Linked DNA regions of Homo sapiens: region 2 is linked to region 1. Evidence: read pairs that join two places in POLR2A ChIA-PET (ENCODE). Cell type or tissue: GM12878. All regions are shown on one strand. Each heading gives the region's core, and the rest is flanking DNA. Links, peaks and the distances in the headings are about the cores only. Region 1 overlaps ITGB5 (integrin subunit beta 5). Region 2 overlaps HEG1 (heart development protein with EGF like domains 1).

Evidence for each region. Peaks named below come from ENCODE experiments on the same cell type or tissue, not always from the same donor. Only the 100,000 strongest peaks of a DNase experiment are listed, where the experiment ranks them.
Region 2: POLR2A ChIA-PET joins it to region 1 with 7 read pairs; 3 of 35 experiments call an interaction of 5 or more read pairs at or near these places.

Annotation. Positions count from the first base shown.
Region 1 is chr3:124,764,871-124,781,178 of GRCh38, forward strand. ITGB5 (integrin subunit beta 5) reads right to left here. Exons shown (of 15, transcript NM_002213.5): 11 at 8,820-9,042; 12 at 4,143-4,243; 13 at 1,356-1,475. Among named protein-coding and RNA genes, the nearest start is that of MIR544B, 41 kb to the left of the region's middle. RefSeq lists a silencer at 4,078-4,127 and enhancers at 6,207-6,286, 7,227-7,942, 7,943-8,657, 9,374-10,088, 10,089-10,804 and 2 more. In GM12878, for the core only: no CTCF peak of the experiment used is centred there; a DNase peak (open chromatin) is centred at 6,381; H3K27ac peaks cover 316 bases.
Region 2 is chr3:124,972,727-124,989,034 of GRCh38, forward strand. It overlaps HEG1 (heart development protein with EGF like domains 1), which reads right to left. Exons shown (of 17, transcript NM_020733.2): 15 at 5,133-5,220; 16 at 1,005-1,179. Among named protein-coding and RNA genes, the nearest start is that of MUC13, 46 kb to the left of the region's middle. In GM12878, for the core only: no CTCF peak of the experiment used is centred there; no DNase peak of the experiment used is centred there.

The DNA.
Region 1 (16,308 bases), core at 5,243-7,742:
CAGCTTTCGTGTACATGGTTTCAGGAGCAGACTGGGCAGGCAGGAGGTACCATGAAGCCACATGAAGCCACTTCCACAAGGTCTGGGCTGGGGGCCAACATTTGTAAGCCTTTAGCGTGGTGTCCCTTGGAGTAAATGTGCTTGTTTTCAAAGAACCTCAGACACAGCATTGGAAACAAAGCCTCATTCTTACAGGCGTGCATCCTAGGCTGGTACCACACTTCTCTCTGCCTCTGGCCTCAGGAAGGCACATTATGTGGTTGGGCTCAATTTGGAAAAATAGTTTGCAGTGCTGTCGATTGAAGAGAGCAAATCTTTTTCTGCTCCACCCCTGCCTCCCTACCCCCAAGAAGAATGTAAGGGGTGATATCAGATATTCCAGTTACTCCAAGGCAAAGGCTATTGGTCCCTGGGTCCAAGCAGAGGCAGAATGTTGGTATTTGGATTAAAGCTTGACCTCTTCAGTGGTGCTGGGAGCTGAGCATGGGAGCAGCAGGAATGTTGAACCCAGTGCTCCGTTGTCCTTGGAATCCATGCTGGGAAGCAGCAGTGGCCCCGCCCAGGCTGTGTGTGGAGCTGGATGCTCCCTGACTTGAGTGATACCCTGCCCAGCCCTGGTGGTCTAGATGCCCTGCACCCTCCCTGCAGAACACAGCAGCTCCTTGCTGCCTTTGGCTGTGCAGGGTAGGTATGTTCTGTGGTTACTTTCACGTCTGTGCTCCTCCAAGATGAGACCCTCCCCAGGGACAGGGCCCTATCCTTCTATAACTCCCATTGCCCTGACTCACGCTCCCACTAGCGCTTGCCCCAAGAATGGGCCCCCAGCTGCACATTCATCTTTCTTCTAAACTCTAGGAGTGGAGCAGCAGTGACCTCAGATCTGGTCTTCATGAGAAATTGTACTGGTTAGGTGCAGTGGCTCAAACCTGTAATCCTAGCACTTTGTGAGGCCAAGACAGGTGGATTGTTTGAGCCCAGGAGTTCGAGACCAGCCTGGGCAACATGGTGAAAACCTGTCTCTACCAAAAACATACAAAAATTAGCCCGGTGTGGTGGTGCATGCCTGTAGTGCCAGCTGCTCGGGAGGCTGAAGCGGGAGGATCACCTGAACCCGAGGAGGTCAAGGCTGCAGTGAGCTGTGATGGCACCACTGCACTCTAGCCTGGATGACACAGTGACAGCCTGTGTCAAAAAAAAAAAAAAAAAGAAAAAGAAGAAATTGTATCCCTCCTCTCCCTGCAGTTTCAAAAGGCCGATGAGGACAGAAAGGGCAGTGGTCCCAGAGCAGAGAATGGCATCAGAAATCAGAACTGAGGGCTGGCTGAGTGGGCCGAGCCCTTGCAGCCCTCACCTACCTGGCTCCCTGAGGACGGTCAGGTTGGACTTCCCACTGGGGAGCTCCACATAGGTGAACATCATGACGCAGTCCTTGGCGGTTTTGTAGAAACATAGCACAGCCTCCTGGTCATCTTTCACTGGAAGAAAACCAAGCGGGAATGGCCTGAGTCTCTCTGAGCAGCCCACAGCCACTGATGGTCGGGGCAGGGAGCCGAGTGCCTTGAAAAAGGAAAGGGCATGGGGGGTGTGGGCAGAAAATCTTAAGGGGAGGCTGGGCCTTTGAAGATGAGTTCAGTTTTCTCACACCAAGAATGCAGGCCCAGGGCTGAATTTAGATGGCTTTGGGGACACGTGGAACACATTAGAGGATCTCCAAGCCTCTGAAGTGTTAGTCGGGGGTGATGTGAAATAACAGAAGGTTTTAATGGTTTCGGGGTGGGGACGGGTGAAGGGATTGGCCACGGAAATTAAAGGGATAAAGAAAGAAAGAAAAACCATCCCAGCCCCCTTTGAGGCTTGAGTGGGGCTTCATATTTGAGAAACAGCCCAGGCCACTTGGGGCTGAGAGCTGGCCACAGAGGCCAAGAGGCAGCAACTCCTTCCTGGGATGCAAAATCAAAAAGAACCACAGGGCAGTGAGGACACTGGGTGAGAGGCTGGTGCCCACCGTGGTGGCCATGCCTGGAGATAAAGTGAGACAGTGTGGAACTCAGGCTGTCCCCAGCCTGGCCCTGAACGTGGCCCGGCCTCCCTCCTCCATATTAAGAAGCCCCTTCCTCAAGCTGCCTCAGCAACTCCCTGCCCCCTTGCTGCCATTCCCCAAGGTGGGGGTGTCACAGTCCCCTGTCCAGGCATTACCTACATTCCAAGGCTTCCCTGGGAGAGGGTTAGCGGGCTGTTTTTTGGAGAGAAAGGAACTAGGGGAAGTGCAAAGTGAGGCAAGGGGTGAGGAAATGCAGTGGCAATGGCAATGGGTCCTGGGGAGGAACAGAAGGTGAACACTAGGGCGGTAAATGCTTTCCAGCTCTTGCCTTTTTAACCTTTTCAACCTTGCTGCTAGACGGAGCTGTAACCTGGAAGCAGATGAATTAGTGTGGTTATCAGACACGAAAGCCTGGACTTTCTGTCTCAGCTCCCTTCTGGGCTGGGTGAGTATGAGTGAGCATGTGAGTGTGTGTATGAAAAAAGCTTGGAAGAAAGAAGAAAAAGGGTAAATGATGGATTGGAACATAAGCTTTCTCTGCTGCTCTCTCAGAGGACTGGGTTGGGAAGCAGCTGTGCATGAACGGCTGTCACTGCTATAAACCAAGCGAACCAGTCCTTGGGCCACAGGAAGGCATTGTTTCCTTCTCTGACCATGTGTGCCTAGTTAGGGGCAACCAGCCCAGGTCTGCTGGCAGAACCTGAGGTCGGCCAGGCCCTGAGCTGCAAGATAGAAGCAGGGGCAGGAAGACAGGCATGTGAGGAACCAGACTGTGGTCCACTCCCCACAGTCTCCTAAGGAGATAGACAGCACCTGGCACACAGTAGGCGCTCAACGAATATGTGCTGGATGCATATATAGCTCAAATATTAAGAAGGAGCTGGGCATGGTGGCTCACACCTGTAATGGCAGCACTTTAGGAGGCTGAGGCAGGTGGACTGCTTGACCCCAGGAGTTTGAGACCAGCCTGGGCAACATGGTGAAACTCCGTCTCTACAAAAACAAAAATTTGCCAGGCATGGTGGCACATGCCTGTGGTCCCAGCTACTTGGGAGGCTGAGGAAAGAGGTTTGCCTGAGCCCAGGAGGTCGAGACTTCCAGTGAGCTATGATGGTGCCACTGCACTCCAGCCTGGGTGACAGAGACCCTGTCTCGAGACAAAAAACCCTCAGAAGCCGTGACTGTAGTCAGTCAAAATAGGCAGGTGGGAACAAGGAAGTCTACAAAAGATGTACGTTAGGACCAAGACAGACAGGCAGCTGGGGGCCAGGAGTTTGCAGAAGCCAGAGGTGAAGATAGAGGGGAAGCCTGCCAGTGAGGGGAGCCTGAGACACAGATTCCCTTTCAAGGTGCATAATTTCCCCCTCACCATTTAAACCATTTTAAAGTGTACAATCAGTCGTTTTACTCAACTCACAATGTTGTGTAACCATTCCCACTAATTCTGAATATTTCCATCACCACAGAAAGAAATCCACACCTGTTAGTAGTCAATGCCAATTTTCCCTTCTCCCTAGCATCAGGACACCACTAATGTACTTTCTGTCTCCATGGCTTTCTCTGTGTTGGACATTTCATATGAACAGAACCATATAATACATGGCTTCTTTTGCTCCGCACTGTGGTCAGGCCTCACCGTGCCGTAGCGTGTTTCAGTGCTTCACACCTCTTAGTGGCTCAATAGTGTCCACTGTATAGATGGACCACACTTTGTTTTCTTTTCTATTTATCCGTTGATGGACATGTGGTTCATTTCCACCTTTGGCTATAGCGAATAATGCTGCTGTGAACATTTTTGTACGTATTTTTACATGGACATATGGACCTAATCCTCTAGGCTGTATACCTGGGAGTGGAATTGGCACATTGTATGGTGATTCTACGTTTGACTTTTTAGGAAACTGCCAAGCTGCTTTCCAAAGTCCGTACCATTCTACATTCCCATCAGCTGTGGATGATGGTTCCAGCACCGGGTCCTCATGGGGAGCCCACAGTTATGCCCAGGAAGCCTGGGCAGTGCCTCCTGACTCAAGGCTAAAACTACCCTCCTCCCCAGGAAGGAGAAAAACCGTGACTGCCCGGGTGGTGGCAGCACACTCACCGATGGTGTCCACCCATGTGATCACCTCATCCCTGCATAGGCTGTGGCAGGTCTGGTTGTCAGGTTTCCCAGAGTGGAGCAGCAGGCACTCGACGCAATCTCTTTGGAAAAGAGGAGATAAAGGTGGGTGTCAGATAATGTAGAACAGTCCCACACCTGTCCCTGAGCTCCTGACAGTGCAGGACCTGGGAAGGCTTTCACTTCTTTCCAGCTGCAGATGTTCAGCCTCAGGGAATGTTTCTGCTCTGCCTTTCTTCTTGTTATGGGAGGAAGCCCAAGGGTTCTTGGAGGAGCCTGTGTGAGTTTAGTGGCATGTCTTGTCTACATGTCAGGTTGCAGACCTTTCAAATTCTGACACCAGGAGACAAATCCATCTGCACTCTGGTCCATCTAATGCCTGGTGAGGAGTCTGCTCCAAGCCAGAGGTTTCTGGGTGATAAAACAGTATTCCTGGCCTCCCAGAGCTCCTCACACTCCCATGGTCAGAGCTCAATGCCCCAACATTGTCCTAGTTCCCCACATCACGCCCTGGTCATCACCCAGGGCGGGGATCTCAACCCTCCTGCACGTTCAACTCTCCAGGGAGCTTTCAAGAGAAACTCCCAGTACCTGGGCCCAACCACACCTCCGGGGACTGGGCTTCCTGGGCAATTCTGATGCATGTCGAGGGCTGAGATCCACTGTCCCGGAGAATCTCGGGCTCCAGCCCCCTTCTCCCTCTCAGATAGAGCCCATCTGCCAGGTCCCCCGTGGCCTGCTGCCCACTTACCCACGAATCAGTCTACACTAGGCTCTGGCACAGGCTCTAGGGTGATGGCTCCTCCCAGGGAACCCTTGTTCTTTAACAGGGGCCTCCTCTAGAAAATGGATGAGCAGCCAAAAAGTGACACCTTGAGCCTCTCTCCTCCCACCTCAGGCTAACAGCAGGTGGTGGCTCAGATAGTGGGTGAAAATGCTTAACTACAACGTTCAATTAAATGGTCATTATTATACTTTATATCATCAAAACCAAGTTGCACACATTCTTTGTCTGTCTTCGGAGACATCTGGGAGAACAGGATTCCTGAGGTCACAGGGTGGGGAGCTAAGCTCTGGCTGCCGGGCTGTAAAGCTGATGTTCAAGGGGAGAGGTCCCAGGCTCCTCTGGTGGCTGGGGGATGGGGCTATAAGATGGTGAGCTCGAAGCTCCAGGGAGGAGTGGGCTGGGGCATGTTGCTCTCAGGGACTTTGTGATGCAGTGCTGCCTGGTGGCCTTCGAGGAGGGTGAGACACCAGGAGAGGCCCCTAGGAAACCGGGTCAGGACTCAAGAGCCAGGTGTGCCAGGGAGGCCATCAGAGTGCAGGGGGTGACCTCAGCTACACGAGGGACAGCCGCTGTGCCCCCACAGGCCTGTGGGGACCAAAGGGGCTGGGTGTCCAGAAAGCTCTCTGGCAAAAATACAGAGGGATGTGCAACTGCAATGTAGAGCCTTTATCATCATCTGTTTCTTAACTCCTCGGGATTAAGAGGCCAGCTACTAAAACATTTCCAGTGCAGAAACTGCGAAGTGGAGGAGCAGAACTGGACGGGAGCTCTGAGACCATTTCACTAAGTCCCCTTTATTTTACGGAGGAGAACTTGAGGTTCTGCAGCCAGGTGCCCCACCTCTCAGACTAGGCTTCCTAAGAGGTTCTAACATGCTTAGGAGCTCAACCATCCCTGAAATGGCTACAAAATCCCACTCTCCTGGGACTGACTTTATGGAAATATTCTGAAGTTAGAAACAAGATGGTAACTCTCCCCACAGTCACAGCCCCGGAAGGCGGGCAGCTGAGACCTGGCTGGGGGCCAGGAAGGGGTGGTTCCAGCTTCAGTCATTCATGCTGACCCAGCTGCCCCCGATCCCCCACCCTCCCCCTGCACCAGCCTCCCAGATTAGCACAGGGCTAAGAGGGCTGCTTTCTCTCCCGGCCAGGATTCTCTGTCCCTGCCATCTGATTCTCTGTTGTTAAACCATAGCTCCAGGCTGCTTCCAGGAAACACTCCCTAAGTATCCATGTGGACATATCAGTCTAACTCATATGCCCCATGTACTGGTTGAAACTTGTAATATATTGTAGTCATGTACTAAAATAAGTCTGCCTTTTAAAAAAATTAAGTTGTTTAGAGACACTTTGCTCTTGAGAGCCTGTTAACTGAAATCAGCTGGGTGTTGAGTGTGAACTCACCCAAAGTGAAAAGTGTGGTTAGTTAGATCCAGAAAACGAAGACTGGCTGCCCTGAAACCCCCAGAAAAAAAAGGATGTAGGACATTCAAAACCTGGTGCCTCCTAACAAGCAGCAAGTAGAAAAAACAGACTCTGATGTAAGTCACCATCAAAAGGACTTCGTTTAAAAAGAAAAAAAAGTTCCACCTAGGCTGTGAAAGAGACAGAGGGTCAGTGTGGCCCAGAGACAAATAAGAAGGAATAGTGGGCTGGGTGTAATGGCTCACACCTGTAATCCCAACACTTTGGGAGGCTGAGGTGGGAGAATTGCTTGAGTTCAGACGTTTGAGACCAGCCTGGTCAACATAGCAAGACCCTGTCTCTACAAAAAAATAAAAATTAGCCAGGTGTGGTGGTACAAGCCAATAGTCCTAGCTACCTGGGAGGCTGAGGCAGGAGGATCACTTGAGCCCAGGAGTTCAAGGCTGCAGTGAGCTGTGATGGTGCCATTGCACTCCAGCCTGGGTGGCGGGAGTGAGACCCTGTCTCAAAAAAAAAAAAAAAAAAAGGAATCGTGATATTCCCTTGTGGCATCTCTTTGCTCTCCTTGCTCCCTTCATATTGTGTAATGAATAATAAATTATTAAGTCTATGTCTTCTAAGAAATAAATGCTTTAAACATTTAAAGCTAGAGCTGTTTTCCCCTGGGCCTTTGACTTAAAGCCAATCCTCCATTGCCTGCTGCTCCATAGGAAGGCAAGACTCATTTGATGAGCTCCATGTGTATTGTCCTAGCTTGACCCCAACTCCCCATTTACCTAGTGTGCCCCAAGGACTAGAAGCATAGGCTCAAAAAGGTTCTGCTGCTGGGAGCTGGAGGTTGGGGGCACCTCCCTCGGATACAAAACGTGGATAATGGCTGACTCTGTGCTGGGATGGCCACAGCTATCTGGGCTCCAGATCCAGGATCCTAACCTTCCCCGGGCTGTTTCTACTTGGATCTGTTTTTTCTCTGCTCTTAGCAGGTCTAAAGTGAATCTGTTTTTCTTCTTCCTTACTCTCCCCCATCTCCTCCAATTAAACACATTAAAACCCAGCCCTGTCTATCTTGTCTCTCCATCTGCAGCCAGCTTTCAATTACCCACGCCTGGGTTATTTATGGCAAATGTCCAACCAGGGGTTCTGCCACCCAGAACGTTTCCGAGCACAGACTGACCAGCAGCCGCTGCAGGCGCAGGGAGCATGAACTCATTTCATTATCAGCCCGAGCCAGACATTTGGAAGGGAAATCTGCCAAGAGAAAATCACAGATGCGTTCCTCAGCCAAAGAGAAGCGACGTTTGTATTATGATTTGTTTCTGATCCTCTGTGTCCCTTCCTCCTTAGCATGGGTAATGATGACACAGCTGTTTCTCCAGCAAACTCCAAGAGCAAATGTCACTCCTGCTTTCCAGGGGCATCATTCTGTAATTCCCTCTCATTTGCACTCTGGTGGAGCATGCGGGGCTGAGCAGGAGGAGGTCAGCACGGCTATGGGAGGCCATGGCCGAGTCAGCGAAGGCTGGGGCCCAGGTCTAGACAATCTCTGCATTCAGCAGCAGCACAGAGCCCGTGTTCTATTATCTGTATAAATGGAGCAGAAAATTCAAAAGCCATTTGCAGTGGTTTCTGGCATGCCTTATCTAGGTCGGGTGCCTTTCTCTCCAATTTACTTTTTTTTTTTTTTTTTTTTGAGACGGAGTCTCACTTTGTTGCCCAGGCTGGGGTGCAGTGGTGCGATCTTGCAATCTCCGCCTCCCAGGTTCAAGCCATTCTCCTGCCTCAGCCTCCGGAGCAGCTGAGATTACAGGCACGTGCCACCACACCCCGCTAATTTTTGTATTTTTAGTAGAGACGGGTGTTTCACCATGTTGGCCAGGCTGGTCTCAAACTCCTGACCTCAAGTGATCCACCCGTCTTGGCCTCCCAAAGAGCTGGGATTACAGGTGTGAGCCACCATGCCCGGCCTCTTTCCAATTTACCTTCTGATGATGTTTGTCAGCATTTCCCATAAGGGTTCTGTGAAACACTGTTTGGGAGATATCAGTGTGGGGGATTTAATTCATTTGAAAAAAGATGCACACTGTATTCTCCTGTGAAAGCACACAATAGTACACTCAAGGCTCTGAGAAGGTGCTATTTTTGGTACCAACACCAATTTAATTTCATTTAACTCTGTGATTTCGTGATTTCTAAACGTGTTTAGGAACAGAGTAGCAGTTTTGTATTTCTTGTTCTGTTTTTGTTTTCTTACAAAACCCTTATGGAACCAGCATTTGAAAGCCACAGTTTCAGTTACGGTTGGTAAGAATGCGGCTCCCCAGCGAGGCTTGCTGGGTGGGAGATGCAGGAGGTGAGGAGTGGAGGCTAGCCGGCCCTGAGGGCTGCCTGGCTGGACCACAGGCCTGGCCTGGGTGAGAAGTAAGGTGGGGCTGTCAGTGGAACCAGTACCTCTTGGTGCTGCATGCATCCGGGCAGGTGGGGCACTTCTCACACATCTCCCCAAAGGCCCCCGGCTCCGTGCATTGGCACTGCCCACAGAGACAGTGCCCACGCTCGCTGCAGATCTGGCCATCTCTGCCCCGGCATGTGCTGATGTCTGTCGAGCAGTTACAGTTGTCCCCGATGTAACCTGCATGGCACTTGCATTCCCCGCAGTGACACTCGCCATGGCCTAAAAGGATACATGTGGCACATCAGCACCTGCTCACCTTTACACATGAGCACATAACCATCTGGTGCCCCACATGCCAGGACTGGGATTCAGCAGAGAATGGAACACCAACTCTGCCCTCAGAGCCTGTTTGGGGAGATAGACAGAGGGCCTAGAGCCAGCATGAAGGGACAGCAGGGGACCCTGGCAGCGGGTGTGGCTGGGTTGGGTCTAGACTGGTGCTCCAAGTTGGTCCAGAACTTGGCCAAGTTGGGCCACAGGGCCAGGACCCAGGGAAGCTTCCTCCTGCTTCAGTTGTGTGAATAATGGCCCCCAAATATGTTCCCACTCCAATCCCCAGAGTATCACTGTTACTTTCTACAGCAAAAGAGCTTTCACAGATGAGATTAAGTTAAGGATTTTGAGATGAGGGATTCTCCTGGATTGTCTCTGTGGGCCCTAAATGTAATCACCAAGGTTCTTCTGAGAGGGAGCAAGGGAGACTGGACTACAGAGGAAGGTGGCAGTGGGACAACAGAAGCCAGGATGCTGGCTGCTGCTCTGAAGATGGGGAGGATGCCAAGAGCCAAGGAATGCGAGGAATGCAGCTCTGGAGGCTGGAAAGGCCAGGAAGCCGATGCTCCCTGGGAGCCTCAGAGGGAATGCAGCCCTGCCGACACCTCCATGTTAGCCCAGTGAAAATGATTTCAGGCTTCTGACCTCCAGAGCTGTAAGAAAATAAATCCGTGTTGCTTTATGTCACTAAATCTGCGGTCATCTGTTACAGCCATAGCAGAAAACACGGTTGTTCTCCCTGAGTCCTAGTTAGAAGCTGAATTCCTGCCCAGGGACCCGAAACCCAGAAATGGATGATTTAGGAGCAGATGCTGAGAACAGCAGCAGCAGCAGCAGCAGCTAACACTCACCAGTGCTTCCTATATGAGCACCTTACACGTAGAAATGGGATGAATCCGCACAGTGACTTATGGGGCAGGCATTATTGTCCTTGTTATATAAGGGGTGAAACCAAGACCCAGAAAGGTGAAGCAATGGTTGATGGTCACACAGCTAGTGGCAGCAGAGCCAGGACTCAAACCCAGAGAGTCTGGCTCCAGAGTCCATGATCTCAGTGCCAAAGTCTACTGCCTCCTATGAGCACAGGCAGCCAGGACTAGAACCTGCAGGGGGATGCCCTGGCCCTTCCTTGCAGGGGGTCCTCTCCATCGCCTGCAAGGGTGGAGAGGCGGGGGCTGCCCCCACTCAGCAGGTGTGAGGGGCAGGAATATCACTCGGCTCAGAGGAATGTGTGTGCTTGTGAGAAAGCGAGTGTGAGTGTGTATGAGTGTGTGAGTGCAAGTGTGTGTGAGGAAGTATTTAAGTGTATGTTTGTGAGTGGGTGCAAGTGTGCATGAGTGTGTACAAGTGTGAGTGTATGTGTGTTGGAGTGCAAGTGTGAGGGAGGATGTGTGTGAGTGCGAGCATCTGTGTGTGTTGGAGTGTGTGTGTGAGGGTGTGTTGGAGTGTGAGTGTTTGTTCTGGAGTGTGAGCGTGCTGGACTGTGAAAAGACTAGATAGCACCGTCTTCCAAGGGGACCAAGGGCCTGACAGTGGAGTCTCCATTTTCTACACAATCAGAGGCAGAACGCAGTGCTACAATTGGTATTTTTTAAAAAATCAACTTTGTATTATTTTTTTCCCTAATGCCATTATGTGAAGGCTGATATTAATACAACCAAGAGTTTCATTTGCTGAGCACCACTCATCAACTAGTGGGTGACTGGAGAGGCAGGGTGGGGAGACCTTTCATTTTACTTCCACATCTGAGTCAGTTACCTGGCTTGTTAACTGGATCCCAGCACCTTCCCTGGACGACCAATGTGTGTGACCCACAATATAATATAGGTCAGAACTCAACTCCAGAAAGCCTCTTCACCCGCCACTTAACTTCCTGCCCCTGCTTCCCCTGGCTCCGTCCACTCTCTGGTGCCCAGAACCTGTAGGCGGCAGGGGGACCATCTGGACAGCCAAGCCTCCCAACCCTCCTGTGCTCAGACAGCCTCTCTGCTTACCCAGGGGTCTCAGAGCCACAGCAAATGTGTGCTGAGCAGGTGCCCTCCCATGTCACAGGCAGCGCTGAAGCAGATGGCAAGCCCTCCAGGAGAGGGAAGGAAAGCCAGACTCGGGCCCGGAGTCCGCTGTGGAATGCAGTCTTAACTGTGTAGATGCGGGCGTGTGAGGGGTAAGCCACTGGAAAGGGCAGTGTCTCGCAGCTCAAGGGTTCCATAGCAGAGGCTGGGGCAATGGGCAGCATGAGCTCATCCCTGGAAGGGAGAGGGCGGTCCTGCCCCTCCTCTCCACCAGTCTGGGACCAGCACCACTTTTGAGCCTTGGCAGCAGGAACTCCCCACGGGGAGCCTTCACAGGTGAAATGGATCCAATCCACACAACTCCCTCACCCTCTGGCCTCAGGGAGCACACTGGTCAAGAGCCTGGTTTCAATTAAAATGGCTCACTGTGAGGGGATTATTCCCCACCCCCCCAACATTTTGTTAGGAAAACTTCCAAACCTGCAGCAAAGTTGAAAGGATTGTGCAGTGCACATACATATCCTCCCCACCCAGATCCTACCTTCACATGTGACATGCTGCTTGACTGCTTATCTATCCACCTGTCTGCCCTTCCATCAACCCGTATTTTTAAAGATGCATTACAAAGTGAGTTGCAGACACTGATGCACTCCAAGGGTAGACTTAATACGGCTCTGGCACTCTCTGATGGCTTGTCCATCACACGATCCCCACAACACAAACATATAAAAAGTAAAAGGCATGCTCAGCGCTAAGCAACAAAGATGGCACAGAGGCCAGGCGGGTGTTGTTTTCTTTCCTACTCTAATTGTTGCTGGCTGCACCATAAAATTATCCAAATACAATGTGGCACAATATGCCGAAGTGTCAAAGGTTTGGAGGTAGCCTATTCTTTTGCTGAAGGGCCTGGGCTTGGGGTGAGGCATGTGTGTTAAGGGAACGGGCCTTCCTTGTGAAAAGGCCTGTTCGCTGCAGAGGGGAGCCAGGCAAGGTGCCTGCTGCTCTTCATTTCCCCTGGGATGGCTGGGGGGCAGGGAAGCCTAGCTGCTTTAAGTATGTCTGATACCTTGCAGGCCCGAGAGTTCCACAGCCTAGCCCAAGGTCAGGGCGGTTGAGTGTGCCCCTGACCTAGGGTATAAGAAGAGGAGTCAGGAGTCAAGGGTAGGAGAGGGTGAGAGCTGGTGGCTCACCAGAGGTCACCACCGTTCCTTGGAGAGGGACAAGACCCAAGGCCAGAGCTGCTGGCCATTCCTAAAAGCTTCCTACCACCCTTGAGCCCAGCCAGAAGCTGCCAGGAAAGCAGTGGTGTGTGGAGCCCAGCCCGTTTCTGGGGGTGAGCCAGTGGGAGCCACGGAGGGGCTGTGGGACATCAGAAAACCTTCATCTGCATGGCTTTTTGGCCTCCAATATTTGATGACTTCAAAGCAAAGCCCTAGCCAGCCAAACCAGAAAATAAGCCCCAGGCTTCACACTTGATGAAATCACTGAAGCCACCAGAATGCTTGTCCTTTGTGACTCTGATAATAGTCCCAGTTGAGTTTACCTTGGGTAGTTCCCTGCCTTTCAGAGACAGCCTAAAGCAGTGACAGCAGACGCTGCACATCTCCTTCTCCACACTTGTGGCAGGCATCGCTGTCTCCTCATAGGAGTCTTCTCCAAGGGGCCTGGGCTTGCCCTCAGAATCCTCAATGCAGTCCTCCAAGTAGGTTCTACCAAGTGGTGGGAGCTGGCACACAAGTCACAACTACTGGGCCACCTTGGTTGAAACCAAGACTTCCAAGACTCCTTCAGAAAGCGTGACCCACACAGACAGTCAAAAGCTACATAGGCCTGGTCACATTTTATCCCAATCCAAATGTCTCAGCTCCTGCAGTTGAGCCTCAACCTGCCTTTCCCTCAGCCTGCGTGCTCAGAGATTGCCTGCATCTTCTGGTCAGCCCCAGACCCTCCTACTGCCCTAGGAGGAACACATGTCATCAAAAGGACCAGCGTCATTTGGCCCTGTCCCAAGGATCAATAACCTATCAATCACCATCATGGGGATTGGGAACAACATCCTGGCGGACAGTGCTCAGAGGACCTAAGTCAGGACTCTTCATCAAAACAAAGCTAACATCTAATGCTACCTTGGCAAAGTGAGTTGAATTTAATAGTGCCTGCGGAAAAAATATTTTCATTACACATAGATAGGGATACTGAAGGACATGTGAAATCCCTGTGCAAGCTGTGAACTGCTACACATGCAAGTTGTTATTATTAGTACCTTTGTTACAATGATTGATAGCCAAATGGACAGGAAGTTGTAAATGTGTCTATTTATACAGATTTTCAGCTGTATAGAATTCAACAGCTTTCCATCAGCAAAAGTGCTTGTGTGGGCTATGGGCCAAGACACAGCCTCTTGCCTCCTCTTATAAAATTGAATCCTGGCTATTCAGAGGAAGGGGCAGGCTGGGAGGCAGAAGGGGAGCCAGTGGCCCTGTCAGCCCAGGAAGACGTGAGAGGAAGCCCCAGCATCGACGCTCTGTGGAGGTCAAGGCAGGCAAATCCTAAAGCAGCTACCAGGCTGCACCACAAAGCAGTGAGGACAGAATCCAGCCTGCAGGGTGTAAGGAGGTGGTGACAGTGAGCGTAGGGGACTCCCACAGGTAACCTAGTTGTGTGGGGACAGGCGGAGATGGGGGACAAGGAGGATGGGGGATTTTGCAGATGGGATACATTTGAGCATTCTTCAGATTAAAGAGAACCATTCAGAAGAAAGTCGTGCAGGATGGGGAAATGAAGGAATCAAGGGAATGGCAAACTCTGAAGAGATCACAGTAGAGATGGAGTGGGAGGAAGGAGAGGCTGGGCTGAGGGCGAGGGTGTGGCCATGGGGAGATGCTGAAGCCTTAAGTTCCAACAGCAGAGGAGTTCAGGGAAACAGGGTGACCAGCTGTGTGACAAGCTGAGGGTGTGGGCTGGAGCTCAGTTCAGATCCCTGGGTCACCTTGGGCAGGTCCCTAAACTTCTCTGATGATCCGTTTCCTCCTGTGTTGATGAGGATAATGCCTCCCTTGCAGGAATGCTGTCAGAAACATCAGTGCTCTTCCAAGTGATCTCTGACACATGGGGCATCAGGACACGGGAGCTGGCATTGCCGTGGGTGCCACTGGAGTTGACACTCTAGGAACTCGGAGACCCACGTGTAGTACAGCTTGTCCACAGGGAAAGGCAAGGCACCCAGAACAGCAGAACTCGGGGCAGAGGGCGAGAGTGTGAGGCAGGATCAGGTCTTTGGGGAATGTAGGGGGTAACCAGGAGGTATGTGACAGGAAAAGTGGAGGGATGAGACAATCTCAAAAGAGGGAGCAAAGGGGATGGAAGGCAATGAGCCAAAGGCAGTACTGGGGGGCGAGAAACGTGTGACCTGGGTGTGGGAGGCCTCCCACCACCAGCCTCCCCAACCTCCCCCTACCCTGTGGTCTCAGGCACCAACAGACCCAGGAGAAGGAGCAGGTGGGAAGTTGTGCATAAGGCTGAGGATGAAGAGGAGCCTGTTCACCATGAAACATGGGCAGTGGAGAACAGAGCTGGGCTATGAAGAACCACCTGGAAAAGGGGGCAGTGGAGTGCGGTGGTTAACACAGGGATTCTGGAATCAGGCTGCCCGGGCTGGCCTCCTGAATCTGCTATTTACCAGCAGTGGCTGCCGTTTCACCCCTTTGTATATTTAAATGGGGCCAGTAAAAATGCCTTGCGGGTAGGGTTGTTGTGTGAGTTAGCTCGCTTAACCTCTATAAACCACTTAGAATAGTGTTGGCTCATTAAACATCACTGCCTTATCATGGCGGGGTGTGGGGGGAGCTTGGCACAGGTCTTTTTGGAGGATGTTCAGGGGTACCCTTTTTGTCAGCTTAAATCACAGACTTCCACAGTTAAAGGGCCTCATGAGGTGACCGAGGCCATGCCCAGTCGGAAGCAAGAACAGCCAGGACTGACAACACCCAGAGCCTGAGGGAGCTGCTCGGCCAGTCTGAGCCTTGGCGGGGAGGCTCACACCACAGAGGCCCCCTTCTGCCCTGCGTGGGGAGCTCCCTGAGGCATGCCAGAGCAGGGCACAGTGGCCCTCAGCGAGGCCTCTGAGGCAGGGCACGGGGACCCTCAGGGAGGCCTCTGAGGCAGGGCACAGGGACCATGGGGACCCTCAGCAGGGCCTCTGAGGCAGGGCACGGGGACCCTCAACTCTGGCCCAGGAACAAAGCCACTGCTCCATTCACCCCCAAACGCCACTCTGGGTCTGCAGAGGCCCAAGGCAGCCATGGGTGACCGCAGAGGGCTAGCAGGACCGCAGTGGGGCTGCAGGAAGGAAGGAGCCAGCTTGGGATGGGGCAGAAATGAGGAGGGGTTCTCTTCTTCCCATCCTCACCCAGCTCAGTGTTATAACCAGGCAGACGTCAGGCCCTCAGGGTACAAATCATCTCTCCATAGCTGGCTCAAAAATAGTTTCCACTAGCTCTGGAATGCACTGTGGCTTCCTTGGCTTCCCTCAGCACAGCTCCATCCCCTCCGGGAGTCCATTCTGGCTCACAGAAGGCTGAAGAGGGAGGACTGGGCTCAGCGCCTGAGACAGGAGGGCCGTCCCCTTCTCTCTTCTCACGGCCCTGTCCCCCACCCCCATGCCCACGGTCAGTGTCTCCTGCACATACACTCACCTCCTCTCATCGTCTCATCTCAGTTCTGCCTTAGTGTCCCCCCCCCCGTGTTTCCCCACTTTCCTCACATCCCCCAGGGAACCCTCCCCTCTCCCCGGCAGTGTCCCCTCCTCCTCCCTCTTCCCCTCTCCTCCGAAAAGGTGGCCATGTAAACAGGAAGTGGCTCAAAGACATAGAGGGAGTGTGGCTGGAAGCCTTTACACATGGGAGGTAATTTCCCTATCATCACCCAAAGTCAGATTTCATGTGTGTTCTAGCCAGCTCTGTGTGAGACTCTGGGCCCAGTTTCTGGAACTCTCCATCAACTGTCGTAGGCAGAGCAGGAAGCCAAGTCAGCAGCTGTGTGCTTCAGTTCGCTGGTGTCTGTGTGGCTGAGGGCCGTGTGACACTGCCGAGCCAGGGCAGCCTGGGATGAGATTACAAAGTGCGGAATGCGCAGTGGCTGGGGAGAGCTCGGTGACAGACCTGCTTGGCGCTCACATGCTGGGCCAACCACAGTCCTCTCT
Region 2 (16,308 bases), core at 4,725-7,224, 210 kb after region 1:
GTGTTTGCTTTATGGTTGATACAGTGATATGAAATGAGCTGGGCAGTTTACAGGAATATGACACAGGTTAAATTCAATATGGGAGAAAGGCAGCAAGGGTTCAAGGTTGTCTCCTACCTTTCCAAATGATGCAGTCCAGGCTGGACATAGCAAATTATTAAAGGCCTACTGAGTATACAATATTCTAAACCTGAGAAGTGCTTGTTGAGGACGACATTGAATTGTTGTTCTCTTTATACCTTTTCCCCATCCCCTAGTTGGTTTTTTTGTTGTTGTTGTTTATTATTGCTATTATTATTATTATTATTATTTTGAGATAGGATCTCACTCTGTTGCCCAGGCTGGAGTACAGTGGTGCAATCTTGGCTCACTGCAACCTCTGCCTCCCCAACTCAAGCAATCCTCCCATCTTAGCCTCTCAAGTAGCTAGAACCACAGGCGAGCACCACCATGCCAGGCTAATTTTTTGTAGAGAGGAGCACGGTTTCTGTAGAGACATGATTTCACCATGTTGCCCAGGCTGGTCTCAAACTCCTGGACTCACAAGATCTGCCCACCTCGGCCTCCCAAAGTGCTGGGATTACAGGTGTGAGCCACTGTGCCCAGCCACCAATCCTCTAGTTTTAAGTACCTAACCACACAAGGTAAGCATGGCAGACAGGAGATAAAAATGAAAGGGCCAAAGGCTAAATATCACTAAATTCTTGCTCTACCTTTCAGTTTCCATTCCTATAACTTAAAAGCCAAGTTTAGTAACAAGAGGGTTACTGCTACAACCACATAAATATAATGTGCTTTATGGAAATATCCTTCATACCTCAATAGCAACACTGATAAGTACCATGCAAATAGACTGTAGGTAAACTGACTAGTAAATCAGAGGTTCATGCCACTACTCTTTAACCCTTAACTAACTGTAATGCTTTTACTACAACAAAACAGAATTCCTTTACTTCTCAGAGGAACCGGGGGCCCTGGGGTCATCCTGACACAGGAATACACACCGAGTAGTACACATCCGTCATCTGGAGGAGGTTTTTGGTACTTCCATTCTCATGCATTTCAATAGCTTCTCGGCCCCATTCTTGTGAGCGAGGATTTTTGGGGTATTCAGCATACGGGGACATTTGGAAATCTCCACTTTTGAAGATGAGTTTGCTTATGTCATTTTTATTCTTTCTGTGGGATACAAAAATATTTGTAAAGCTCAATTCCGTAAAGAAGTGATACTGTGAAAGCACCAACTATGATTTTATAATGTAAATTCAACTGAAAGCTACCATTATATTTATTTGTAGCTGCCCACTGAGTAGTATTATTATTGTTGTTATTTGGTATTTGCCTACAACAAGTAAATATGCAGTTAGGTGCAAAAAAAGATACAAAAATTCTTCCAACCCAAAGGGGCCAGATTATCAGGGGGTAGGGGGACAAAAACAGCAGCAATAGGGCAGATTTAGACTCTTCTACAGGACAGAGATCACTGTGTCTTGGGGGTGGCCAGGAAAACAAGGGTCATAAATTCACAGAATGCTGGAGCCAGAGGGGCCCTTAGACTCATTCTAGTCCAGTGGATCCCAAGCTGCCCAAGCATCAGAATTTACATGGGAAGAGTCTGGGTCTCCCCCAGATTGACTGAATCAGGAGCTCTGGGGATAGGATGGGGCAGCTCCAACTCAGTAAAGAGACCTGACTTGTCCTCTGGGTCACCTTTTGCTACTAGAAGGTGTGGAACTAGAATTCAGGCCTCCAACTCTCCGGGCAGTGCTCTTTCTACTACACGAAGCAAATATTTCACAAGTCATAAAAACAGAATGGTTTGTTTATGAAAAAGCCCACCTATTTATACACCTGTACAAATTCTCATTTCAGCAGGTTACAGAAATGCTACTCGTGAGATCTCACTGACTGCAAATTGTTGGAATCTGTGTTCTTCACCTATCTAACCGGTCCAGGATCAGAAATTTTAAATTATATTTGTCACAGATAGGATAATCTGAAATCTTTTTCTTTCTACCTCACTTAAAGTACAAATAAGTTTTCTAGGGAAGGCAAAAAGTGACTCAGGGTCATAAAACCAAATGTCTAGCATGTGGCTTAGGTGCTGGCTCTTTGTGGAAGTTGGGAACAGACCTGCCACTGTGTTGCTTCCTGGTGGGTGGGGTACCTGGGCTCAGACAATGACATACTCATGCACAACTACCTTCTCTTCTCAGGAGCCAGCAGGCACAGGCTCCTTCCCCAAATGGGTACACCACACAGTACAGAACACGTAGCAAATATGAGGCTTCTGTCCCTTGAGCGCTCAGGTTATGTCCCTCTAGGTAACCATTCCTAGTCTCATCCCCTGAAGTTTATTTCCACTCATATGGTTTATCTTTGATGATTTGATGGCAATTTGGAAAATAATAGGCAAAGGCTATACCATAAGGGCTGCATTCCTAGTTGGGCAGTTAGGGCACATTGCTCTCTGCTGCCTTTTTGAAGACAGAGGATATCTTAAAATGTCCTTTATGTCAACGGTAGAAAAGATAACTAGCTATTTTGGGAGGTTCCCCCCATCTGTTACATCTAGATAATTCCTGCCATTATTATCATCTAAGTCAGAGGTCATAATTTTCCCTTATCTGAATAGATCATCACAGAGAAGGGGAATCAATTTCCTCCTTTCTCTTCCTTTTCCAATAGAAACCCAATCTCAGTGGCTTCCAGGAAGCCCAAAGCATCCCACACTGCTGCTACAACTTCTCTACTGCAAAAATATTTCATCTTTCTTTGTCTGCTTCTCTTTCTGTACATAGCTTTACTGAGAAACAGTTCACATATCATGCGATTCACTCATTTAATGGTTTCTGGCATATTCAGACTTGTGCAACCATCATCACAATTTTAGAACAGTTTCATCACCCCAAGAAGAAACCCCATACCCCTTAGCCACCATCTTCCAATTCTCCCCTTTTCCCCACCATTCTGGCCCTAGACAACCATTAATCTACTTTCCAACTCTATTAGATTTGCCTATTTCAGATAAGTCATATAAATAGAATCATACAGTAGGTGGTCTTTTGGGACTGGCTTGTTTCACTTAGCGTATTTTCAGGGTTCACCCATGTTATAGTATGTATCAGTACTTCATTCATTTTATGCCGGAATCATATTCCATTGTAGAAATATATCACATTTTGTTTATCCATTGACAAACATTGGTAGAGTTTTCACCTTTTGGCTATTGTAAATAATGTTGCTGTGAACATTGACGTGAAGTTTTTGTGTGAGTATACCTTTTCACTTCTCTTGATATACCTAAGAGTGGAAGTGCTGGGTCCAATGGTAACTCTGTCTTTAACTTTCAGACTTTTTCAAAGCGGCTGCACCATTTTACATTCCCACTAGCAGTGTATGGGGGATTCTGATTTTTCCACTTCCTCACCAATGCTTGTTATTTTCTAGGTGTTTTTTTGTTTTGTTTTGTTTTGTTTGAGACGGAGTCTGGCTCTGTCACCCAGGCTGGAGTGCAGTGGCATGATCTCAGGTCACTGCACCTCTGCCTCCCAGGTTCAAGCAATTCTCCTGCCTCAGCCTCCCGAGTAGCTGGGATTACAGGCATGCACCACCACACCCAGCTAATTTTTTATATTTTTGGCGGAGACAGGGTTTCACCATGTTGGCCAGGCTGGTCTTGAACTCCTGATCTGAAGTGATCCACTCGCCTCGAACTCCCAAAGTGCTGGAATTACAGGCTGAGCCACTGTGCCCAGCAGCTATTTTCTATTTTTTTTTTTTTTAATAGCCATCTTAGTGGGTGTGAAGTGGTGTCTCATGGTGGTTTCGATTTGCATTTCCTAGGTGACTAATGATGTTGACCATCTTTTCGTGTGTGCCACGATCGGGATATAGTTTGTCCCCACCCAGTCTCATGCTGAAATTTAATCCCCAGTGTGGAGGTGCTGGGGGATGGGGCCTACAGGGAGGTGTCTGGGCCATGAGGGCAGATCTCTCATGAAAGGACTAATACCTTTCCTGGGAAAGCTGGTTGTTCAAAAGAGCCTGATACCTCTCCCCTAGCCCCCCACCTCTTGCTTTCTTTCTCATCAGGTGGCTCCCTTCATCTTCTTCCAGGAGTGGAAGCAGCCTGAGGCCCTCACCAGATACAGACGCCCAATCTCAAAATTTGCAGCCATCAGAATTGTGAGCCAAATAAACCTTTTTCTTTAGAAACTACCCATTGATATGGTTCGGCTATGTCCCCATCCAAATCTCATCTTGAATTCCCACGTGTTGTGGGAGGGACCTGGTGGGAGATGGTTGAATCATGGGGGTGGGTCTTTCCCATGCTGTTCTCATGATAGTAAATGAGTCTCATGAGATCTGATGGTTCTATACGGGGGAGTTTCCCTGCACAAGCTCTCTCTTTGCCTGCTGCCATTCACGTAAGACATGTCTTGCTCCTCTTTGCCTTCCACCATGATTATGAGGCTTCCCCAGCCACTTGGAACTGTAAGTCCATTAAACCTCTTTATTTTGCAGATTGCTCAGTCTTGGGCATGTCTTTATCAGCAGTATAAAAATGGACTAATATACCCAGCCTCAGGTATTCCTTTACAGCAATACAAAATGGACTAAGACAATGTGCTTATTGGCCATCTGTATCTCTTCTTTGAAGAAATGTCTATTCAAGTGTTTGTCCAGTTTTAAAATTAGGTTGTTGAGTTGTAAGAGTTCCTTCTATATTCTAGATACAAGTCCCTTATTAGACACATAATTTGCAAGTATTTTCTCATGCAACCCATATTTGCAAGTATGGGTTGTCTTTTCACTTTCTTGATAGTGTCCTTTGGAGTACAAAAGTTTTTAATTCTGATGAAGCCCAGTTTATTTCTTTTTTCATTTCCTGCTTGTGCTTTCAGCTATTCTTTTCTAATAAAGAAAATGAAGTTCCATTTACTCCCCTTCTTTTTCCTCACAGGCACCAACTATCGTGAATTCCCTTTCTCCTTTTTTAAAAATGGGTTAGTCACACATTATGGTTTAATATTGTGAACCATCTCAAGTATCCTGTAAAAGAATACAAACTGACCCTTGTATAGCACAGGCAAAGGAACGGGATTGGAACCTGAACTCTCATCACTTACCTGCAACAGGTAACAATCAGTGCGATGCCTAGGATGAGCAGGAGCCCACCTCCCGCGGCTGCGATCACCACAGTGATAAGCTGATAGGCTAAACGTAAAACAAACAAAAAAGCATATTGGCTGGAGGTAATGAAGGAATGAGTGAGTTCTCAAGAATGGTCTCCCCTGACTCTACAGTCACCACCCTGCCTTGAGGGGTGCCCTCGCCTACAACTTCCTACTCTCTGGCAAGGGATCCTCAATGGCTATCTCCAAGGCTCTCCATATTGAGAAGAGTTTTTTGTTGTTGTTGTTGTTGTTGTTTTCTGAGACAGAGTCTCACCCTGTCGCCCAGGCTGGAGTGCAGTGGTGCAATCTCAGCTCACTGCAACCTCCGCCTCCTGGGTTCAAGCGATTCTCCTGCCTCGGCCTCCCAAGTAGCTGGGACTACAGGTGCGTGCCACCAGGCCCGGCTAATTTTTTGTATTTTTAGTAGAGACAGGGTTTCACCGTGTTAGCCAGGATGGTCTCAATCTCCTGACCTCTTGATCCACCTGCCTCGGCCTCCCAAAGTTCTGGGATTACAGGCGTGAGCCACCGCGCCCGGCCGAAAAGCTCCCTTTTTTAAGCCACTCCTAGGATGGTGGCTCCTAACTTTTACCTGTGCACCAGCCCCGATGAAATTTTCACCAACCCACGGTAGAAAGAGAAAAATAAATGTGAGTTATGAGTTTTTTAAAAACTTAATTTGTTCCTCTTTGATAACTGTTCTATAATCTAAGATTTTTGTCCTTTCTACTTTTCTCTGTCACTTAAGATGGATGCCTTTTATCATGTGTAAATTATGCCTCAGTAAATCTGATTTTTATTAAAGTAATGGATGGGTCCAGGAGACCGAGGTTGCTGTGAGCCGAGATCAAACCACTGCACTCCAGCCTGGGTGACACAGTGAGACTCTGTCTCAAAAATAAATAAATAAATAAATAAATAAATAAATAAATAAATAAAAAAGTAATGGAGATAACGCAGAATCTTTTCTTGGTCACTTCCCACCCTTTGGTGTTGTTTAATTTTTTGAGTTAATGGTGATAGTAGATATAAAAATTCTTTTTTTTTTTCTTTTTTTTTCCGAGACGGAGTCTTGCTCTTGTTGCCCAGTCTGGAGTGCAATGGTGCGATCCCGGCTCACTGAACCTCCACCTCCTGGGTTCAAGCGATTCTTCTGCCTCAGCCTCCTGAGTAGCTGGGATTACAGACACGTGCCACCATGCCCTGCTAATTTTTTTGTGTTTTTAGTAGAGACGAGGTTTCGCAATGTTGGCCAGACTGATCTCGAACTCCTAACCTCAGGTGGTCCACCAGCCTCGGCCTCCCAAAGTGCTGGGATTACAGGCTTGAGCCACCATGCCTGGCCTAAAAATTCTTGATTCAGTTCTAGATTTTTACTTGATAAAATAAAAAGGAGGCAACCCTAGGTTAGACTCCGCAATTTTATAAGGAACATTACTGATCAGTTAAGTCCAGAGTCTGGGAATCACTGCATCAACCATGCTAGGGACTGAGTAGCTCCTCAATAGATACACATCAAATTTAATTACCAGAAATTAGCAGTGATTTAAGCAAGTACATATCATATGTAGAAAGCAATATTAAAAGCTTTAATTAATTGCTTTTATATCTATGTATTTCTGGTAAAATCATATCTTCAATAAATTTTATTAAATATTCCTATTGATTTTTTGGTTGTGGAAATACAAGAAAATTGTGTTCTCTAGTTGTAGGATCCAGGATGAAACACCAGTAGCCGGATTCTCGATAGTAAATTAAGATTGGAGCCTGTAATCCCAGCACTTTGGGAGGCCGAGGCAGGCAGATCACGAGGTCAGGAGATTGAGACCATCCTGGCTAACACGGTGAAACCCCGTTTCTACTAAACAAGGATGTAAACAAGGATGAGGTACAGGGCTGACACCTTCCTCCCCTCCTCACCAAGCTTCTAGAGCACTAGGTGCTGGTTGAGAATGAAGACAGGCAACAGGTAGACTATGAGCAAATACAAGCCATGCAACAATTTTCCTATCCTTTTATTTAAATAAATAGCACAGAAACCTGGCTATTACGTAAAACCATCAGTATTAGGATACAAAAGCCATCAGTATTAAGATACACAGGAAACAAAGCCAAGCCACAGAATAAACACATTCTCTTCCTTACCTCCCAACACATGTATTTGAAAGTTTCTTTTTTAACAAAAGTGAAGACAGAAAACAAACCTCTTGAATTTATCCACTTTTCTTCATCTCCCCCAACATGGCTCTGAGCTACCATCATCCCTTGTCTGGACAACTGCAGCTGCTTCCCAACGCATCCACCTGTGCCCAGTCTTGTCCACTCACTATTATAGAAAGCAAATCTGATCTTGCCATTTCCCTGCTTTAAAAAACCCTCTGTGGCTCCCTTTTTTCCTAAAGACCAGAGTCTGGCTCCTGCTTATCCTGCCACACCAAGTTAAATTTTCTCACTTCCAACAAAACAAGTAAGCATCCATTTTAGAAGTGACCCTTTCAAGTGGCTGCAGCTGTAGCAGGTTCCTGTTGGAAACAAGCAGTTTTGTCTAAAAAGAGACACAGATGGTGTACACCAGTGCTTCTCAAACTATCTGTGGTCAAGGACCAGTTTTTTTATTTTTTTTTTATTTTTACAGACTCTGGCTCCATTGCCCAGGCTGGAGTGCAATGGTGTGATCTCGGCTCACTGCAACCTCTTCCTCCCAGGTTCAAGCGATTCTCATGCCTCAACCTCCTGAGTAGCTGTGATTACAGGCACGCGCCACCATGCCCAGCTAATTTTTTGGCATTTTTAGTAGAGACGGGGTTTCGCTATGTTGGCCAGGCTGGTCTCAAACTCTTGGCCTCCAGTGATCCGCTCACCTCGGCCTCCCACGGTGCTGGGATTACAGGTGTGAGCCACAGCGCCTGGCCTGAGGACCAGTTTTTGCTTGCTTGTTTGTGCTTCTGGATATCCTTTTTTTTTTTTGAGACAGGTCTCACTATGTTGCCCACACTGGAGTGCAGTGGCAAAATCACAGTTCACTACAGCCTTCAACTCCTGGGCTCAAGCAATCCTTCTGCCTCAGCCTGCCAAGCAGCTGGGACCACGGGCGCAACTAAGTTTTGGTTTTTGTAGGGACAGGGTATCACTATGTTGTCCAGGCTGGTCTTGAACTCCTGGCCCCAAGTGGTCCTCTCACCCTGGCCTCCCAAAGTGCTGGGATTACAGGTGTGAGCCACTGCGCCCAACCTGGATATTCTTTTTAAATAAAGAAAATAAAGTCGCATGTGCTCCTCCCCTCATCTGTCCCCACAGGCACCAACTATCATAAATTTCACTTTTTCCTTTTTTTTTTTTTTAAAGTTTTTTTTTTTAAAGTCACAGTCAACTCGACTGTGGACTGATATATTTGTGAAATATAATAAAACTCTTTTCCAAGGCTCCCATGCTTGGATGTCACAGTTATGTCAAGTTAATATAAACATTTCTAAGTGCTCACTCTCAACTTCTGTGTTATCTTGCCATGGTCCAGTAACAGTTCACACGGCAGACCACAAGTTGTGTAGCACTGGCATAGACGAGGGCTTCTCAAACTCCCGTCTGCGTCTCAGTCACCCACAAGCCTTGTTAAAACCCAGATTCCTGGTCCCTGCTCCAAGAAATTTGGTTCAGTCATACTGGGCAGGGGCTCAGAACCTCACTTCTAGAGGCTTCTACGGGATGGTGCTGCTGCCAGCCAATGGACCAGACCGTGGGTAGCACTGGTTTAGATTACACAGGAGAGGAAAGAGCACTGGGCTGAAAGCCAGGAGACCACCCAGCACTCAAGCAGAGAGAAAGAGCCTGGGAGGAACTCACCAAAATGTTTGCACAAGTTAGCACTGCCTCGGGTAATGGTGGATAATTTGCTTTCTTCTTTGTGCTTTTCTGTATTTCCCAAATTTTATTTACATATTTACATATGCACACACACACACACACCCCTCCCTGAAATCTTGACATTGTGTATATATACACATACATATTTTTTTTTTTTCTTTTTGAGACGGAGTCGCCCAGGCTGGAGTGCAGTGGCACGATCTTGGCTCACTGCAACCTCTGCCTCCCGGGTTCAAGCGATTCTCCTTCCTCAGCCAGCTGAGTAGCTGGGATTATAGGAATGAACCACCATGCTCAGCTAATTTTTGTATTTTTAGAGAGATGGAGTTTCACCATGTTGGCCAGGCTGGTCTCAAACTCCTGACCTCATGATCCGCCTGCCTCGGCCTCCCAAAGTGCTGGGATTACAGGCGTGAGCCACTACGCCCAGTCATATACATATTTTTTAAAGAGTACATTTGAAGTTCTTTGGCAGCCATGTCACTGTAACCTTGTAATATCCCCCAGAGATCTTCTTAAAATCATTCTACAACTGATCTTTTGGGGTTAAGTACTGATTTTAGATTTATGATGACGTAGAAGTGCATGGATTTGAATAAGTGCCAACTGAAGTGTTTCCTAGCTTTAGAGGTGCTCTGAATATTTAGGTGAGACAGAGGCAGTGAATGTCATCTTAGGCTTGTCCTATCCTTTTTAGTGCAAAAAGATTTCTGGAATGAAGAGCTTGGAATTCTTAGTCCTACTTTCTTCTTGGCATTTGTTGACATTTCAGTCTTTCTCAAGCAATGGCTCCATGTTTCCCTTATTCTTCACAGCTTGACATTGCTGTCATCACAGTTAGCATCTTTCATCAAACCAACAGCACATTCTGGGCCTTAGCCTTTCCCCAGAGCCATATTTGTTTATGTTTATATGCTTATTTGGATGGGATCTACTGGACTATCTGCTTAGCCACCCCCCTTCTGAAAACTGTGCACCCCCTTCCATCTGCAGCCGGGGGTGGGCACACTCGGACATGTAACACCATCCCCTGGACACAGCTGGCTGGTCCTGGAACAAACCCACCATCCAAAGTGGATCAATTAGTTACTTCCCAGGAATTTGGGAAAAGAGGGCCATCACTTTCACAATTGCTGAGCTAGAGACCTCCCCACCCCCAACCAAGAGCTGTTTGGTGACCCTATTTCCCATCATGTTGTCTGGGAAGGAGAGCCTGCATACAGATACATGGCAAAGAGTGGAGATGAGCCATGAGGATGCAGTCATGGCAACATGTGCTCTCACAGGAAGCTCCTCGCTACCCCCAGCTGCTGAGCTTCCTTCCTCCACTTCCTTGGTTCCTTCCACTCCTGATGCCAGGATTCTTCCAATAAACTCTCTTTGTCGCTTAGGCTAGCTGGGCTCACTTACTCCAGGAGAACCTTAGCCAACCTTCCTTTAAGATTCTTGAACACATTACAGAATTTTCTAGGTAGCCACATTAGTTTTTATCTTACAATGCATTCAGTTCTCTCCATATTTTTCCTCACTGAGCTCACTTGTGATTTATGGTTAGAATTTTGCCTTTTATTTTTTAATCTTTTTTTTGAGACAGGGTCTTGCTCTGTCACCCAGGCTGCAGTGTAGTGGCATGATTACATCTCACTGTAACCTCACCCCCCAGCTCAAGTGATCCTCTCACCTCAGTTTCCCAAGCAGCTGGGACACTAAGTGCATGCCACCATGCCTGGCTGATTTTTTTTTTTTTTTTAGAGATGAGGTCTCGCTATGTTGCCCAGGTTGGTCTCAAATTTCTGGGCTCAAGCAATCCTCCCGCCTCGGCCTCCTAAAGTGCTGGGATTACAGGTGTGAGCCACCGCACTCAGACAAATTTTGCCTTTAAAATCTTTCCATTCCTCCTCCATCTCTGTTCACAGCATTCTTATTTTCTCCCGCACCTTCTGAAATTCACCTTTTGCAAGTCTACAACCAGGGTGTGAACATACCCGGTGCCCACCACTCTCCACTGTGACAGTGCCCCACATGATTGTCACTTTCTCCTGATGTTTTACACAACTCTATCCCTTCCACCTCACCAAATAGTCCTCGCTAGCAGAAGGGTTGGGTACAGAACAACAGTTCCCTCTCCCCAATCCCTGCCTTACCCCGTTTGAAGTGAAGGGAGGCCAGTCAAGACCGAGTAAAATGACTGCTTTTAGCTGAATGAGACTTCCAGCTGCCTTCTGGGTAATATTAATAGATTCTCCCTCCTTCCTCCTAAGCAGTTTAGTGCTGTCTTCCCAGATGTTTGTTCTGAGTGACTTCCACCAACACACAGCATTTCCATTGGTCTAAGTCTTTTATAACCCAAGGCAACAACTGGGTGAACACAACTGAAAGACACCTTCTACACCTGCCATCAGACCGTGGGTTGGGCTGGGAAGACAGTGTAGAAAGATATTTAAGCGGAATGTCTGGCTTCACGGGAAGAGGGCTGTCAGTGGGGAAGGCAGACTCTCACTCCCTGCTGGCTACACTGGGAGGCTGTGAGGCAGGGGTCTCCTCTGAAGAGGTGCAGACCCTTTGAATGAAAGGATGACCTACAAAAGAGACGTGGCAAATATGAAAGAGGGATGGAAAAAAATGTCTGTGGCCAGAAAAAAGTAATCTAGGAGAATTATGTGAGCTCTATGATCACAAAATGACAATAACCATAAAACAGAAAAATGGGGCCAGGCACGGTGGCTCATGCCTGTAATCCCAGCGCTTTGGGAGGCTGAGGCAGGTGGATCACCTGAGTTCAGGAGTTCGATACCAGCCTGGCCAACATGATGAAAACCTGCCTCTACTAAAAATACAAAAAGTTACCCAGGTGTGGTGGTGGGGCCTGTAATTCCAGCTACTCAGGAGGCTGAGGTAGGAGAATCCCTTGAACCCGGGAGGCAGAGGTTGCAGTGAGCCAAGATCGCACTACTGCACTCCAGCCTGGGCAACAAGAGTGAAACTCCGTCTCAAAAAAAACCAAAAAACAAAAAAACAACCAAAAAACAAAACAAAAACAAACAAAAAACAGAAGAATGGCTTAGATGACAGGAATATTTTAAAAAGAGACTTTTGAAAGGCAGTAAGAGGGGAATGGTTAAGGAAGTTACAGTAGGTCCATAGAGCAGAATTTCACAGGACTATCAAACGTAACATTATAAAATTACGTAAGTGAAAACATTCCACAGTTTACTAGGTTTAAAAGCAGGTTACAGAACAGTATGTTCAGTGAGATCCAATTTCTGTTAAAAAGACATACACATATATATCTCTGGAAAAATATATAATACCAGTGTTTCTCTAACTTTAATATGCATATAAATCTGCATATTAACTAAATTTATGGGCCTGGTGAGAATTCAGATTCGGATTCAGTGGGTCTGGAGTGGGGAGCCCGAAGTTGCTCATTTCCAATAAGCTCCAAGGTGACATGGATCCTGCTGGCCTATGCCCCACACTTAGTAGTAAGGAAACATGGTGAACATAGTGTTTAATGGGTGGTGAGACTGTTTACTCTCCTCTTCCCTTAACTTCTATTTATTTTCTAATTAATTTGGGTTAAAATAGGGGAAATTAATGGGCATGTGCTATATTGTTATTTTTTAAAAAAGGAATTTATTTTAAAAATAGAAAAAAGGCTAAACAACCCAAAGTTGTTTAGCAATTATGAAACTGTGAGGAGGAACCAACGTAAACTTCCAGCAACAGAGGAAATGTGCACGCCCTAAGAAAAGGGTGGAGGCAAGGGGAGTGAGAGACACATCTGATGACACATTCCTAAAAGAATTCTGGGGCCATCTGGCAAATGGGATATTTGCTGTTGAAATTGGTGGAATCTGGGATATAAACAGAGAGATATTTTACGTGTTTAAAAAATTAAAAGGAGAGCTGTGATAAGAAAGGTGCAGGCCTGCGCTGCCCAGGAGTGGGGGCCCTGCTCCAGCAGGGGGTGAAGATTTGAGAGAAAGGTTTGTCCTGCCCTTTCCAGATATTTATTCGTTTATTTTTTGAGACAGTCTTGCTCTGTCGCCCAGGCTGGAGTGCAATAGTGCGATCTCGGCTTACTGTAGCCTCTGCCTCCCAGGTTCAAGCGATTATCCTGCCTCAGCCTCCCGCGTAGCTGGGATTACAGGCATGTGCCACCATGCCCAGCTAATTTTCGTATTTTTAGTAGAGATGAGGTTTCACCAGGTTGGCCAGTCTGGTCTCGAACTCCTGACCTCAAGTGACTCTCCTGCCTCGGCCTCCCAAAGTGCTGGGATTACAGGCGTGAGCCACTGTGCCTTGCCCTTTCCAGTTTCTCTGTAAGGAGCAAGGACTGAAATCTGGGCACAAGTAGAAAGTGCACAGAAACTTTTGAGGGGTGGGACATAGGTTATGCCTAATGCCAAAATCTACTGGAGTTGGATGATGTGTGCTTGGCTGGAAAAAGCCAGCCTCCCCAGCCTCATTGGGCTTGGGTAGAGCATGTGCCCTAAAAAGCCTGCATAGAGAAGAAGCATTTCTTGCCTACGAAAAATCCAGCCTGAGTCACAGCCCCAGGAAGGCCCCTGCTGTCTTGGGTGGCAATAATGGGAGTAATAGCGGTGGGCAGTCAGAGCCCTGCTATTTGGCACAAAACGTTGAGTGATGAGTCACAGACTCCCAATATGCTATCACCATAGAGAGGGATGAATTCCCAACTCCTTAACCAACACCCAGGTCTTGGCCCAGACCTCAGAGAAAGAGGCAGGTGGCAAGTGCTACTTATTATCAGCCACTATAATATTAACTGTCTTGCAACACTGAAACTAATAGAGATATCAAAATGATAAAGTGATATTTACATGCCATCACAGAATAACAAAAGTTACCAAACTAAAGATAGGCGGCCGGTTCTAAAAGGTGGCCAGGAGCAAACCATCCAGACAGGCCTCTGCCCTCTGCTGGACACAGTGACAGTGACTTGGACAAATGGGAAGGAAAAGGAAGTCTGAGGAATCAGAGAGAAATCTTGGCTACTTCCAGAACCCCACAAAAATAATGGAGAGGACTTGACTTTTTCCTAACATAAGAACTTACAGAATAGTCAATGACATAGGGAAACAGCATCCCCAAACATGTATAGTACTTAATAATCTCTGAGAAAAAAATTACCAGTGCCACTTAGAATAATGCCCTGCAGCTCACACCCCTTTCCTGCAGCCCTTTATAGACTCATGTTCCCTAGATGGATCACTCTTCCATTCGCTGAGAAACATGAAGCATTTTCTAATAAAACTTATTTAGGGGTCAGGTGTGGTAGCTCATGCCTGTAATCCTAACACTTTGGGAGACCAACGTGGGAGGATTGCTTGAGCCTGAGAGGTTGAGGCTACAGTGAGCCATGATCAGGCCACTGCACTCCAGCCTGGGCAATAGAGAGAGACCTCATCTCTAAAAATAAAAAATAAAAACTAGGGAGCTGTCTGACCAAAGCAGGTTTAAAGTACTAGCTCATTCTATGAGAGGCCTGTCAGGGATGAGAGGCCCCAAGAGGACTGAGCAGGTCATATCTCTTACCTCCTGCTCCCTGGCTCACCCGAGGGGCACACGTGAACAGGGTGGCCACACCTCCACACCTCTCACCTGTCTCACTGGCTCTCTCTTTCTCTGCCATCAGGTGGGATTGCATTCAGATGAGTTTCTTGCACACGTGATACAGGTCTGCTGCACTTTGAGCCTCCTGCTGCTAAGCCTCTCTGTTTCTTTTTTTCTTTTTTTTTTTTTTTTTGAGACGGAGTCTCGCTGTGTCGCCCGGGCCAGAGTGCAATGGCGCTATCCCGGCTCACTGCAAGCTCCGCCCCCCCAGGTTCACGCCATTCTGCCTCAGCCTCCTGAGTAGCTGGAACTACAGGCGCTCGCCACCATGCCCAGCTAATTTTTTGTATTTTTAGTAGAGACAGGGTTTCACCGTGTTAGCCAGGACGGTCTCAATCTCCTGACCTCGTGATCCGCCCGCCTCGGCCTCCCAAAGTGCTGAGATTACAGGCGTGAGCCACAGCGCCCGGCCAAGCCTCTCTGTTTCTAACAATATCTTAGGATCAGGTCCGCAGGCTTGTGATGTAACCTCTACTCTTAGCCTTGAAGCATCTCTTCTGAAAGACTATATATGTGTACACACACACACACACACACACACACACATATATATATATATATATATATACCATGTAGTTCTAGTATTCCAGCATTTGGGAAACAAGACTCAAATATCTTAAATTTCTGTCTGATTATTCAGCCTCCTTTTTCCACATTGAAACGTTATAGATTTTCTTATCTATTTTTGTGCACAGGCTACTCCATTCTCTGATCAGTTTACGAGCTCTCTGTGACTCTGTTCTGGTTTCAAGTGAGAAATGAGATTCACACGAAAAAGTGAACACACACCACTCTGTAGACCAGGCAGCCCCTTTAAGGCATAGATATCCTCCTAAACACAAAAGCATAAAGACCCTGAGCCCAGCTGAGAAACTGGCTTGCCTAAATACTGATCTTTAGAAAGGACATGTACTGCCATCCAGACTGTTTTACATAAGCCAAATCTCCAAAATACTCAAGCCTACCCTGTTCAGCATTGACACCTAAAAAGAATTTTGACTATTCTTTAATTTATTAAATAAAAAAGCCTAAAATATGATAACTTCCTTGCCTTATTAAACTGAGTGCACCAAACACCATTTAGAGCGTGATGACTGGGGTCCATTGGAGTGAAGGGCCGTGCTCACATGGTTCTATGGCCCCACAGTGTCCTCTGGGACTTCTAAAGAGTACAGGGTTGTTTACTACACCACTCAGGGCTGCAGGTTGCTACTTAAAAAACAAACATCGGCCGGGCACGGTGGCTCACGCCTGGAATCCCAGCACTTTGGGAGGCCGAGGTGGGCGGATTACAAGGTCAAGAGATCGGGACCATCCTGGCCAACATGGTAAAACCCCGTCTCTACTAAAAATACAAAAATTAGCTAGGTGTGGTGGTGCACACCTGTTGTCCCAGCTACTTGGGAGACTGAGGCAAGAAAATCGCTTGAACCCAGGAGGCGGAGGTTGCAGTGAGCCGAGATCGTGCCACTGAACTCCAGCCTGGCGACAGAACAAGACTCCATCTCAAAAACACAGAAAAACAAATATCAATTCTGTGAGTCCCTCCCTCTCTACTCATATGACTATAAATATAATTGCTTTTAGAATTGCCTCCCTAGTCTTTCTCTGAGGCTATCTTCTGTAA